2 separate regions of the Homo sapiens genome follow, and region 1 is linked to region 2. A link is a contact called in ENCODE Hi-C data. All regions are on one chromosome and are shown on one strand. The core of a region is the stretch at or near the end of the contact, and the rest is flanking DNA. Distances in the headings are between cores, read along the strand shown.

What was found. A loop is a pair of places that touch in the nucleus more often than their neighbours do. Pooled maps may share reads with other maps.
Region 1: a loop to region 2 is called in a pooled map, with 34 times the contacts of the local background. The contact joins the promoter of LINC02202 here to the promoter of MAT2B in region 2. A Hi-C loop is called at or near these places in 2 of 37 single-sample maps with no recorded cell type and 8 of 50 pooled maps.

Annotation. Positions count from the first base shown.
Region 1 is chr5:159,096,647-159,102,268 of GRCh38, forward strand. It overlaps LINC02202 (long intergenic non-protein coding RNA 2202), which reads left to right and starts at 3,837. Exons shown (of 3, transcript NR_109890.1): 1 at 3,837-4,192. It overlaps EBF1 (EBF transcription factor 1), which reads right to left and starts at 3,270. Exons shown (of 16, transcript NM_024007.5): 1 at 2,699-3,270; 2 at 328-484. The coding sequence starts at 2,832. RefSeq lists enhancers at 1-12, 907-1,800, 3,550-4,178, 4,179-4,805 and a silencer at 2,443-2,732.
Region 2 is chr5:163,503,558-163,508,778 of GRCh38, forward strand. MAT2B (methionine adenosyltransferase 2 non-catalytic beta subunit) reads left to right here and starts at 2,062. Exons shown (of 7, transcript NM_013283.5): 1 at 2,062-2,192. The coding sequence starts at 2,130. RefSeq lists enhancers at 1-179, 1,795-2,601, 1,819-1,908, 1,949-2,068 and a silencer at 2,239-2,378.

The DNA.
Region 1 (5,622 bases), core at 2,587-5,086, 4.4 Mb before region 2:
CCTAGGGGCTCGTGCCCCGGCCACCAGAGGCAGGCGGTGCGTAATCTGGTAGTGGAGGGCGGGTTCATTCCGGGTGCCCATGGCTGTGGATTGTAGAGCCAGGCTTGCCTCTCTCTAGCTCTGGGGGCTCCGTGCGAACTTTTCTGGAGAAGGAGCCAGTGGACCAGGACCCTGGGTTCGTCTGGGATGGGAAGTGGCTTGGGGGACCCCCACATAGAAGTGTGTTATGGATGCTTTGCACTCAAGGAAGGGCGCGCTGCCCAAGGCTCCCGGGCCTGCTCCCGAGCCGAGCCGGGGACGAGGGGCGACAGCGCTGCGCCCACTTACTTTTTCCTTCTCCACGAACCCCACAAACGCTGTCCTCTCGATCTCCACGGGCTGGCCCTGTCTGTCGTAGAGGGCCAGGACGAAGTGGAAGAAGTTGGATTTCCGCAGATTGGAAGGCGGCTGCTTCTCAAAGTGAGCCCGGGCCAGACCCACCCCGCTGCGGCCAAAGACGCAGAGTTAGATGGCTAAACCGGACGCCGACCCGCGCCCCTTGTCACCCTGTACACACACTCGAACCCTCAAACACCCACCTCCTCTTCCCCCAAAACATCCAGTGGGCGCTCTTCACGCCCCTTCAGGCGACATAGACCCAGCTGACAACGGGACACACATGTCCCCTCATGTCCTCGTCCTCTCCGCCAAGGACGGGTGCGTCCTCAGAACTCGCTGAAGAGGTGTGAAAGTTTTGTTTGGGTTTTGCGCGCGAGATGAAACTCTATAAGCATTTACTCCTACCTGACACGCACTGCGTGGGGAGGAAGAAAAGTGGCGGTGGATGAAGTGAACCCACCTTCGCGGAGTAGAACCCACAGTTATATTCCGGCACCCCTCGAATCTCACGTCTCAGCTAGCAGGGCAGGTGGGAATGGATGGAAAACATGCTCGGCGTCTCGCCGCAGCAGCCACCCTCCAGGAACCCCTCAAGCTCTGGCCAACTGCGAGTGCCCGGCCTTGGGAAGCCACATCCCCCCACCACCAAAAAGCATGTGGAGAAGGGTCCGAGGGCGGGGCTCAGAACTGTCGCGGGTGGTCGCTGTGAAAAAGGGAAGAGGGGTGTTTTCTTAAAGACCTGTCCTAACAAAGTTTCGCTGTTCCGCAGAAATCCTCACACTCATTCCAGAAATCCTAAAGGCCAGGGCTGCTGGCTCAGTGCGCCGGCCGGCGATGGGAGGCTGGAGCGCCTGGGGCGCCAGGCGGCCACTGACAGCCGGACCTGCCCAACACAAGCGCGCACAGGCACACACACACACATAGAAGAACACACACGAGCGCCCCGCGCACACACTTTCACTTCCAGCCCAGTTACCCAATTCACTCTCACTACCACCCACCCCCATCCTAATACTCAGTGGGGATGGGAACAGTGTTGGGGACACTTGTCCCCAGCCCAGGGAAGCTGGAGATGATGTAATTAGTCATCTTCCTTCTTCCCCTTCCGCACTCTGAGTCCGATAGGGCCTGGGGCCACCAGATCTCCCACTGTCCCAAGCTCAGCTGGTGGCTTAATGGGGGGAAAAAGGCCATTTCTCACTTGGGACCAGGAGCCTGGGAAAGAGCCTTGGGTGTGCCCAGGAAAGTTCCCTCAGGTCAACCTCCAAGGGCAATGCCTCCAGGCCACACAGTCTAGTGTCTAGGGAGCTGCGAGTGAGAGAAGGGCTGGAAGGGGCCATGGTGACAGGGGCTGGAGAAGACTTTTGGGAGATATCAGAATTAAAGTTGGGAGTTGCTATTCTACCGGTAGACTAAGAAAAAACTGAAAGACAGAGAGGGAGGGAAGGAGAACGAGATAGCAGAAATAAGAGAAGACTCAGGGGAGAAATGGGACGAAAAAACAGGAAAGCCAGAGAGGTAAGGAAAGGAGAAAGAGGAGAAAGGAGGGAAGCTGAAGAAAGAAGAGAAAGAAAATGGAGAGAGGAAGGGAGGAAGGAAAAGAGTGAGGGAGAAATTAAGGGAAGGTGGGGGAAAGAAATGAGAGAAGGAAATGAAAGAAAGAAGAAAGAAAAGAAGGCAGGAAGAGAGACAGGAAAGAACGAAGAACGAAAGAAATGGAAGGAGGGAAGAGGGGAAGAAAGGAAGAGGAAGGAGAAGAGAAGAAAATAAAGGGGGGAGAAAGGAAAGAAGGAAGAAAGAAAAAAGAAAGGCAGGAAGAGGAAAGAGAAAGAAAAAGGAAAAAGAAAAGGAGGAAAGAAAAAAAGAAAGAAAAAGAAAAAAGAAAGAAAAAGGAAGGAAGGAAGAGAAAGAAAGAAAGAAAAAAGAAAAGAGGGAAAGGAAGAGCGAAGGGAAAGAAGAAAAGAGAGCCGGCCGGAAAAGAAAGAGCAATCACATAAAAACATAAAACACAGATCTCCAACATGCTGTGTTGAGACGCCTCTTCTGGGTTAAAACAAAATGAAAACAGTCACAGACGAGGCAGGGGAAAGTGCTGGCAAAGCGTGGGCTCCTCGCAGACAGCTCCAGGTCCTCCGGCCGCAGGCGACGAAGGCAGAGCGGCTGGAGAGCGCGGAGCCCCGGCGGAGAGCGGAGCGCAGCGGCTGCGGACTCACCCCGCCGCCCGGCCCCGCGGCAGCAGCTGCCGCTGCCGCTGCCGCCTCCGCCTCCCGGCTCTCCCGCTCGCGGCTCACCTCGGCCGCGGTCCCCGCGCAGTACCCACCTCTGCGCCGCCGTGTTGGCGTCCAGCACCCCGGCGCCCTGCATCCACGTCCGCACCGCGTTCATGCCGCTGCCCAGCGGCTCTTCCTTCATGCTGCTTCCACTCCGTTGGATGCTTTCCTGAATCCCAAACATGAAAACAACCTTTTCTTGTGGAAAATCTCCTCCCCCTTGAAAAAAATTAAAAAAAAAAAAAAAGGAAAGAAAAGAAAGAAAAGAAAAGAAACAAAAACGCCAACCAGAGATTTTTTTTTTTCTCAGACGATGAACTCGCACTTAGAAGATCAAGGCGGGCTGGAAAGCAAATTTTTAAAAAATGTAAACCTCTGCTCAAAACTGAGCGATAACCCGAAAAAAAGAAGAAAGGGAAAATCCAACGAAAAGACCAAAATAATAAAATTAGAGATGTATGCTTGGCTGTTGGGGGTTGTTTGGTTGGTTGATTTTTGGTTTGGGTGCTTTTTTTTTTTTTTTGCTTTTTTTTTTTTTTTTTTGTAATGATCACAGGCCGGTGGAGGACAGGAGGGGCTGGAGTTTCCTTTTGTAGAGGTACCCTTCACTTGAAGAAGCAGGAAGAAAAAAAAAAAAAAAAAAAAAAAAAAAAAAAAAAAACCCTGATGGCAATTTAAGAAACAATAGACTCAACTCGCGCTGCCGGCTTTGCTACTTCAAGTGTCATTTTCCACAACCAGGCAAGTTTTTTCCTCTCTCTCTCTTTTTTTTTCCTCCTTCTCTCCCAACCAAAGATGTTTCTTTCCTTTGCGTGTAGATGAGGAGGACGCTGGTTGCCGTAGACAGATACACCAGAGAGGGTGGGGGGAAGGGGAGAGAGGGAGAGAGGAAAGGGGGGGAGGGAAAGAGAGATAGAGAGGAGAGGGAGAAAGAGAGAGGGGTGGACCCTGCTGGATGGAGATTCTGTTTTCTCCTTGCTAAAATAGAAGTGATTTGCAGGCTTTCCCTATGGAATCCAGTTTGACTTTCCCCAGAGCTAAACACAGGCACACTAACCCCAAAGGGAGGAGGCGGGGCCCGCGCATCGAGGCCCCGCCCCTTCATTTGCATAACGTCATCTTTCCGCCCACCGCAGCCAATCGCGGCCCGGGAGCCGGCTCGCTGGCGGCGCCAGGCCACGCTCTCTCATTAACATCCCGCTCCCGGTGGCGCAGGGGAGCCGGCCAAAGTTCCTCGCAAAGTGGCGAGCGAAGGAGCGCTGAGCACTGACGTCTGGGCTGGGGAGGAGCGGGTCCGAGCGAGGACGGAGAGGGGACAGAGGGAAAGGGAGGCGGGTGTCTTCCTCAGGAATTTGAGCTGGGGATCTGCATCCTGGCCATTGCAGTCCTTTAGCATCCTCGCCGCGCCCTGAGCGCGCTGGAGGCTCGCAGGCTGCGCCCTCCCAGGGCTGATGCCGCGTCCTGCTCCGCCGTTCTGGGACGTCGGGGACAAAAGTGGAGGAGACGGGAGAGCCCGGGCAGAAAAAGCAGGACGCGCGTCCCAGGTGCCCACCTCTTCGCTTTGAGGCGGGGGCGGTGGGATGGAATATGGGTGCGCGAGGTCGGGGCTGGTAACTCTCGGAGGGGCACGGCCTCCACGCTGGGAGGGATGAATGGACGCTGGGCCCCGGCAAATGAGGCGCTGTGGGTCCCCAGGAAGTGGGGTACCAGGCTCTACTCCCACCCCGGCCTCTGAAACGCTTCTCTCTCGGCCGCTAGCCTAGAGGCTGCCAGGGTTGGGCACTGTTCTCACTCACACGCTCACCTCTCTCGGGCAGTCCTCGAGATATGTGAATGGTGGAATGAATGCTCTCACTGGGGCTGTGTCAGGATGCGTTTTTAAATTTTCTCAAATTAAATGCCAACCCCTCATTCCCCACCCCAAGTAGTTGGTTCGTTTGTTTTTAGAGTAACTACCAAAGCAACAGCAATGTTAACCGTCCTTGATTAGCTGGTTATTTGGTGTAGGGTTTTTCTCATCCTCCTTTATTCTTCCTGTTAAAAAGGAGGGCTTGAACAAATCCTTCCTAACTCTGTCTCTGCCATATGAAAAGGGTGGGGGGAGAAGAGAAGGAAGGTGGGGAGAAAGGACAAAAAAGGAAGAAGGGGAAGAGAAAATGGGAAGGAAGGAGGGAGAGAGAAAGGAGAGAAGGAGAAGGAACGAATGGAAATGGGAGAGATGGAAGGAAAAAGGGAAAGAAAAAAGGACGAAATTGTCTCCCTCCTCAGGCTTTTCAGCATGTATCTTTGTGGCTGGCAAAGGAAATAGCTAGAAGTTTCTGGGTAATGTACCCCATCATTTTTTAGCAGGTTGTAACCTCTAATAAGCACATGGTGAACTTCTGTTTCATTGCCCTCAAAGGAACTCCCTGACTGCAGCCAAATCTGCTAAGGACTCCTTCGGGGAAATTATCTGCCAGAAATCCAGGTCCCCTTTCTGCTGGCCTTCCTTGGTCCTTTGATTTAGGAAGCTCATGGGGTCAGTGATGGAAAAGTACACATGCCCATGTTGAATAGAGACAGGCAAGAGTTATGCTTTGTGCTCTTGGCAGAGCAGTGGAGCCACTTCCTGATTCCTAAACTGGATGAAAGAGTGTGGTCCTGGCCTGCAGTGCATGGCCACTGTCCTCAAACACTGCTTTATCTCCTGTGCACGAGGCCTGCCCAGCTCTCACACATGTAATCTAGACTTCTTGTGTGCTGAGCACTTTCCCCTGGTACCATAATTAATGCCATCTCTTCCAGGACTTCCCTGAAGGGATTGGTCTGATCTTTTGGGATCCCCATAGCATTCACAGGGGTTCCTAACATAGCGTTCATGTCGAAGAAGAGTATAATGGTGGAGAGACTTGAAGGGCTGTAGGTTTTTGGGGATAGGTATGTGAACATTTTCAGTCTCTATAGTATTTAAATGCACAATTGAAACTTGGCCTGC
Region 2 (5,221 bases), core at 812-3,311:
CATAACCTCGGGACATGGAAGAATAAGCCAACTTTAGTTACTGACCCGGAGAACCAGGTTATGAAGGGCTCAGCTAAGTCTCACTAGCTGACAATACAGAATTGCACTTTCATTTACCATTTTAAATGCAATTATGTATATAAAGTTTCTACATAAATAAGGATTTTATCTGTAGTGTGTTCCTTTCCAGATGTTCTTTGTCTTTGTATGAATTGAATCTGCTAACATAACTTTTAGTTTCAGGCTGCTCTCTTTAAATGTATAGACTTAGCCACCACACGAAGTTGTATATTGTCTATGTTAAGAATGGCGTTTGATTCGCATAGACCCTACCATCATTAAAGAAAATGATTAAAAACCATATCCAAACATATGCCCCTAGAACTGTACCCAACTTTTACGGGGAAAGTATCAAGTCAGATTTTCAAAAGCAGCCAAGTTAAATTCTTTCTGTTCCTCAAGACTAGGCTGCTCTGAGAATCAGAATGCTAATTGCATATGCTTGCCCTTAAACCTGCTTCACGTTGAAGAATGAAGAATTAATTTTCTTTTCTCCCATAGAAAGGTAAGATTACATCACGTGTTGCGACTAGAAACTTTAAACCGAATTCCCAGTTAAGAGAAAAAGTAGTAAGATGATCTTGGCTGCTCCCCCGGCCCTCTTCCCGCCCTCTTCTTTGTTGTCCCCTGATTATGCTTGTTTAGCGCTGGGGCAGTCCTCAAGGATTCCCTAAATAAAGCCAAACTAATGAACAGTAATAGCCTGTGTTTAAAAAAAAAAAAAATCGGAACATAAGAAACCTCAGGCTGTCTTCGATTACTGTTCTAGAGAAACTTTATGTTTACACGAATAAGGAAATGAGTTTTTGTTGGGGGTTGAGGAGGAAGGAAAGTCATGGTGTTCTGACGTGGAAAACTTCTTTAAAAGGCTGCTTAGTCTTTAGTTTGAAAATAAACCAAAAAGGTTTAGGAGTCGGGGAAAGGCCCTAGGAAAATCCAGACAGTGGTCACGTTTGTGGACGACGTTTAGAGCTTGCTATCCTGGGCACACAAGAACCCTTGGACTGTTCGGTGCAAAGTTGGCAAATCCTACACGGCCTGTGCCAGGGTTTACTTTCTGCATCAATTTCACAGGCGTCCAGCCTGGCTGAGGATTTTTTGCGGTTTTTAACTGGAAGGGAAATAAGTCGGCATCAGCACTTAGGGCTGCTTAACTTTTAAAAGGTGGTAGAACGCCCAGCCTTACACGCTGCTGCTTAAATTCTCGGTGCTCACCAAGGCTGGGCTCGTGTGGCCCAATCCTGCAATCCCCGAGGCGGTGTTTCTTAAAGAGTGGGCTTGATTCTGGTTAAACCCATTAAGAAGTCGGACCCCGGGCTCGTTTCTTGTTCTGTAATTATGGGTAAAGTCCAAGGATCTGCGTTTTGAAGAGGTACCTAAGTAGTTCATCTTCCTTCCCCCTACAACTTTTTATTTTTAATTAGTTAAAAATAGTTTTACATTTTTGATATCTCACACACAGGTTTTTTCTTTTTTTAAGCATCCCAGGAAGACAAATGGCTCAGACGCCAACCCTTTTATTTTTATTCCTTGTCTTTTTCTAAATCTTTCAAAACCCCCACCTAGAGCTCTAGAGATGTGTCCATTATGCTCTACCCACCTCCGCCCCCGCCCCCATGACTTTAAAATGCTTTTTATTCCACTTTTTATATTGCTCAGTCGATCCTCATGCACTGCGCAGTCTGCAAACTTGAAACTCAAGGCGATCCACTTCAATCTTTTCCCGAGTCAAGAAAAAAAGGAAAAAAAGTAGAATAAAAAGCACTCAAATAAAATCTCCGAAACAAAACCTGAATTCACTGCCTAAGGTCAGGGCCTTTCTTTTGTGTGTCGCTTTAAGCATCGGCGCGTGGGCTGGGGGCAGACCGCGCGTACCCGCCCTCTTTCTGGGGCGTCGGCGGAGCGTGGCCAATCAACGGGCGCGGCTATGGCAGCGGAAGCCGGAAGCGGCGAGCGGGGTCGTTCTGGGCCTAGGGGAGGCGGGCCGAGGGCGTCTGAGCTGAGGCCCGCGTCGATCCTGGGTTGGAGGAGGTGGCGGCCGCTGAGGCTGCGGCGTGAAGACGGCGGGCATGGTGGGGCGGGAGAAAGAGCTCTCTATACACTTTGTTCCCGGGAGCTGTCGGCTGGTGGAGGTGAGGGAGTCGGCCTGGGCGTCTCCGGTGGGAGCGGGGGCGCCGAGGGGGACGAGCCACCGGGGCTCGGGCGGCTTTGCAGGCGTATTCCGCCCGGGTCAGAGCCTCCGGCCGGGAGTGGTCTCACCGCCACCCTCCCAGCCCCGGATCCGAGGGGGGCGCCACCGAGTTTGTTTATCTCAGCGCACACGGGTCAGTGTTTTTTTCTTCCAGCCACTGCGGCAGGAAGCAAGTAGGTGGAGGTTTTACTTTCGAGTTCTGTCTCTGCTCCTGAGGACGAAGAGGTTTTTCAGAATTGTTTGTTTTGATTTTGGTTTTCCCCGTTTATTCATCTTTGGTTCGTATTTCTCGATCTTACAAGTTCGTAGGTTTGAGAAAGAACAGGAAAAGGTGACTTCTCACAAATAACAGTGCTGGAGATGACAACTTATTGAACTCTTAAGTTCTCAGCACTATGTTATGCACTTGACGGGCATTACTTTAATCCTCCACTGTGAGATACTTGTTATTGCCTCATTTTGTAGACGAGAAAACGGGCATAGAGGGTGAGACATTGGCCCAGGTTCATTCCGTAAGGTTGGAGCCTGGAATTCAGATACAGGTTTGTGTGACTGTCTTGGGCTTTGAACCACTACGGAGTTTCCCTGAAGGAAGATTATGGTGATGATTGGAAGATCCATCTCTGGTGCCCCCCTCGCCCCCGTCCCATCCTGCTCCATTCCACTTAAGGGCCTCCAGCATTAATCTGTCCACAGAACATATCCAACCCTGGGGATAAGAACACTACTAATGCCCAGACCATGTCTTTTGGAGAGAGTAGAGAATATAGGAGATGGCTGTTTCTGTTATTGCAAAGTTTTCATGCTTCCAAATTTACTTAGGGTTTTCAAATCACTTTGGTTCTTTGAGGGTAAAGTTAGGATAAATGGTCTATTAAACCTCTATGTTCCTAGGTCCTCCAGACCGTGCTGAGTGCATGTTACATACGTTTACATTTATATGTATGCATTTGTATGTGTACGTGTGCATATAAAGCTTAATCTACTTTCACAAAAAGAAGTTCAGTATAAAAATGAAAATAGCTTTTCGTGTTTTCCTTCATTAAAAATGAAACAACGAAGAGCTTGGCACAGACTTACTGCTCTCAAAACCTGTAGAATTAAAGCTTACTGACTCATGAGAACGAGAACTGTCTCATAGTTAACGTTAGAGAAGCATCCTGGAGTGGTTGTTGTTAGTAATACTGTCTGTGGAGCACAGTAGCGTCGCAGTAGAAGTTAGACCAATCCCACCTAAGTAGTCAGAGAATCTTAAAAAGTAAAGCCCAGTAATGTTTACCTTAAGGGTCTGTTTCTGGGGAATTAAAAAATTAAACATGGAACTGTGCCAAGTTTTAAAGTTTCCAAAAACGACAAGGTATTTACCACTGAAATTTGGGAAAACCACATACTAATAGTATTCCATTCTTTACTTTTCTAGAACATTTTTAGTAGACATTAATGCAGGTGTGCTAAAGTAGAAATCACTGTCCCAGAGTACTGTGTTGGACCATTTGGAAGGAGCCATGTATCTCCCATTACCTATACAATTTGGTATCATTCGATTAGATACGATAATAAGAATATTTATTTATATGTACTTAATTTTTCAAGAAATGTTTTTTTGGTGTCCATAAATCTGGTCCCTTGGAGTGATTGAATTCCGTACTTCAGAGTTTAGACAATAAGAGGCAGATACGTTTAGAGTAACTTAAACTGATATTAGATCTACTTTCCCCCATATAATAAAAATTGAGAAAAAGTAGACTTCAGGCAAAGTATTATCAACTCTTTATTGTGCCTTGAGTGAACTAGATAGCATTTTATTCTTTCATTCTGACTTTCTTAAAGTGTTTAGACATTTCTTCCTTGTGCACAACTAAAATAATTTATGGAGTGCAGGTCCAAAGTAGTTTTTAGAGGGATATTTCTTTTTCTAAAGAACGAACCAAAAAGCCTCAACAAAACAGTGTAAAAGGCAGAGTATTGCTTATATAGAAGCTCAAAAACAGAGATATTTGTTTGGCATATTTTAAATTTCGGAGTAATGCATATTCAGAGGAAAAGTTACCTTATTTAAGTAAACGAAACTATTCGGACTCCTCGTGGTAGGGATAATATGGAAAATGTTAGAAATATAGAACTTTAAAGCTGAAAGAGCCTTAGTCATTTTGTCTAAATGCCTTCCCCATTTACCAATGAGGAATTAGATCAATAGAGATAGAATAACTTCTAAACACCAATTTGTGGCAGAACAGATAAAACTTTAATCATTCATGAAACCAAATATTAGTTCACAGGATTGAGACAAAATGCAGTGTATTTGACTTGACCAGAGAAGCAAGACTCAGGTTCTGGTTCCAGCTTTTTCTCTTTTACTATAGACAAAACATTTAACACTGGACTTCTTGTTACTCTCTTTGGAAATAATATCTCTTCTAACAAGCTGCTGGGTTTTTTTGTTTTCTTTTTTTTCCTCTTGCTCTTTCACCCCGTCTGAAGTGCAGTGGCTCAATCTCTGCTCACTGCAACCTCTGCCTCCAGGGTTCAAGCGATTCTCCTGCCTCAGCCTCCCAAGTAGCTGAGATTATAGGCGCCCACCACCATGCCCGACTAGTTTTTCTATTTTTGGTAGAGACAGCGTTTCACCATGTTGGCCAGGCTGGTTTTGAACCCCTGACCTCAAGTGGTTGGTCCACCTTGGCCTCCCAAAGTGCTGGGATTACAGGCGTGAGCCCTGGCACCCGGCCTCAAACTGCTATTAAAAAAACAAAAACAGCTATGATTGTATACTTATATAACACGTTAGTTTTCTTTTTTTTGGTTTTTTTGTTTGTTTGTTTTTTTGAGATGAAGTCTAGCTCGTGTCCCCCAGGCTGGAGTGCAGTTGTGCGATCTCGGCTCACTACGACCTCCGCCTCCTGGGTTCGAGCGATTCTCCTGCCTCAGCCTCCCGAGTAGCTTAGATTACCTAAAATTACCTAGAAAAAA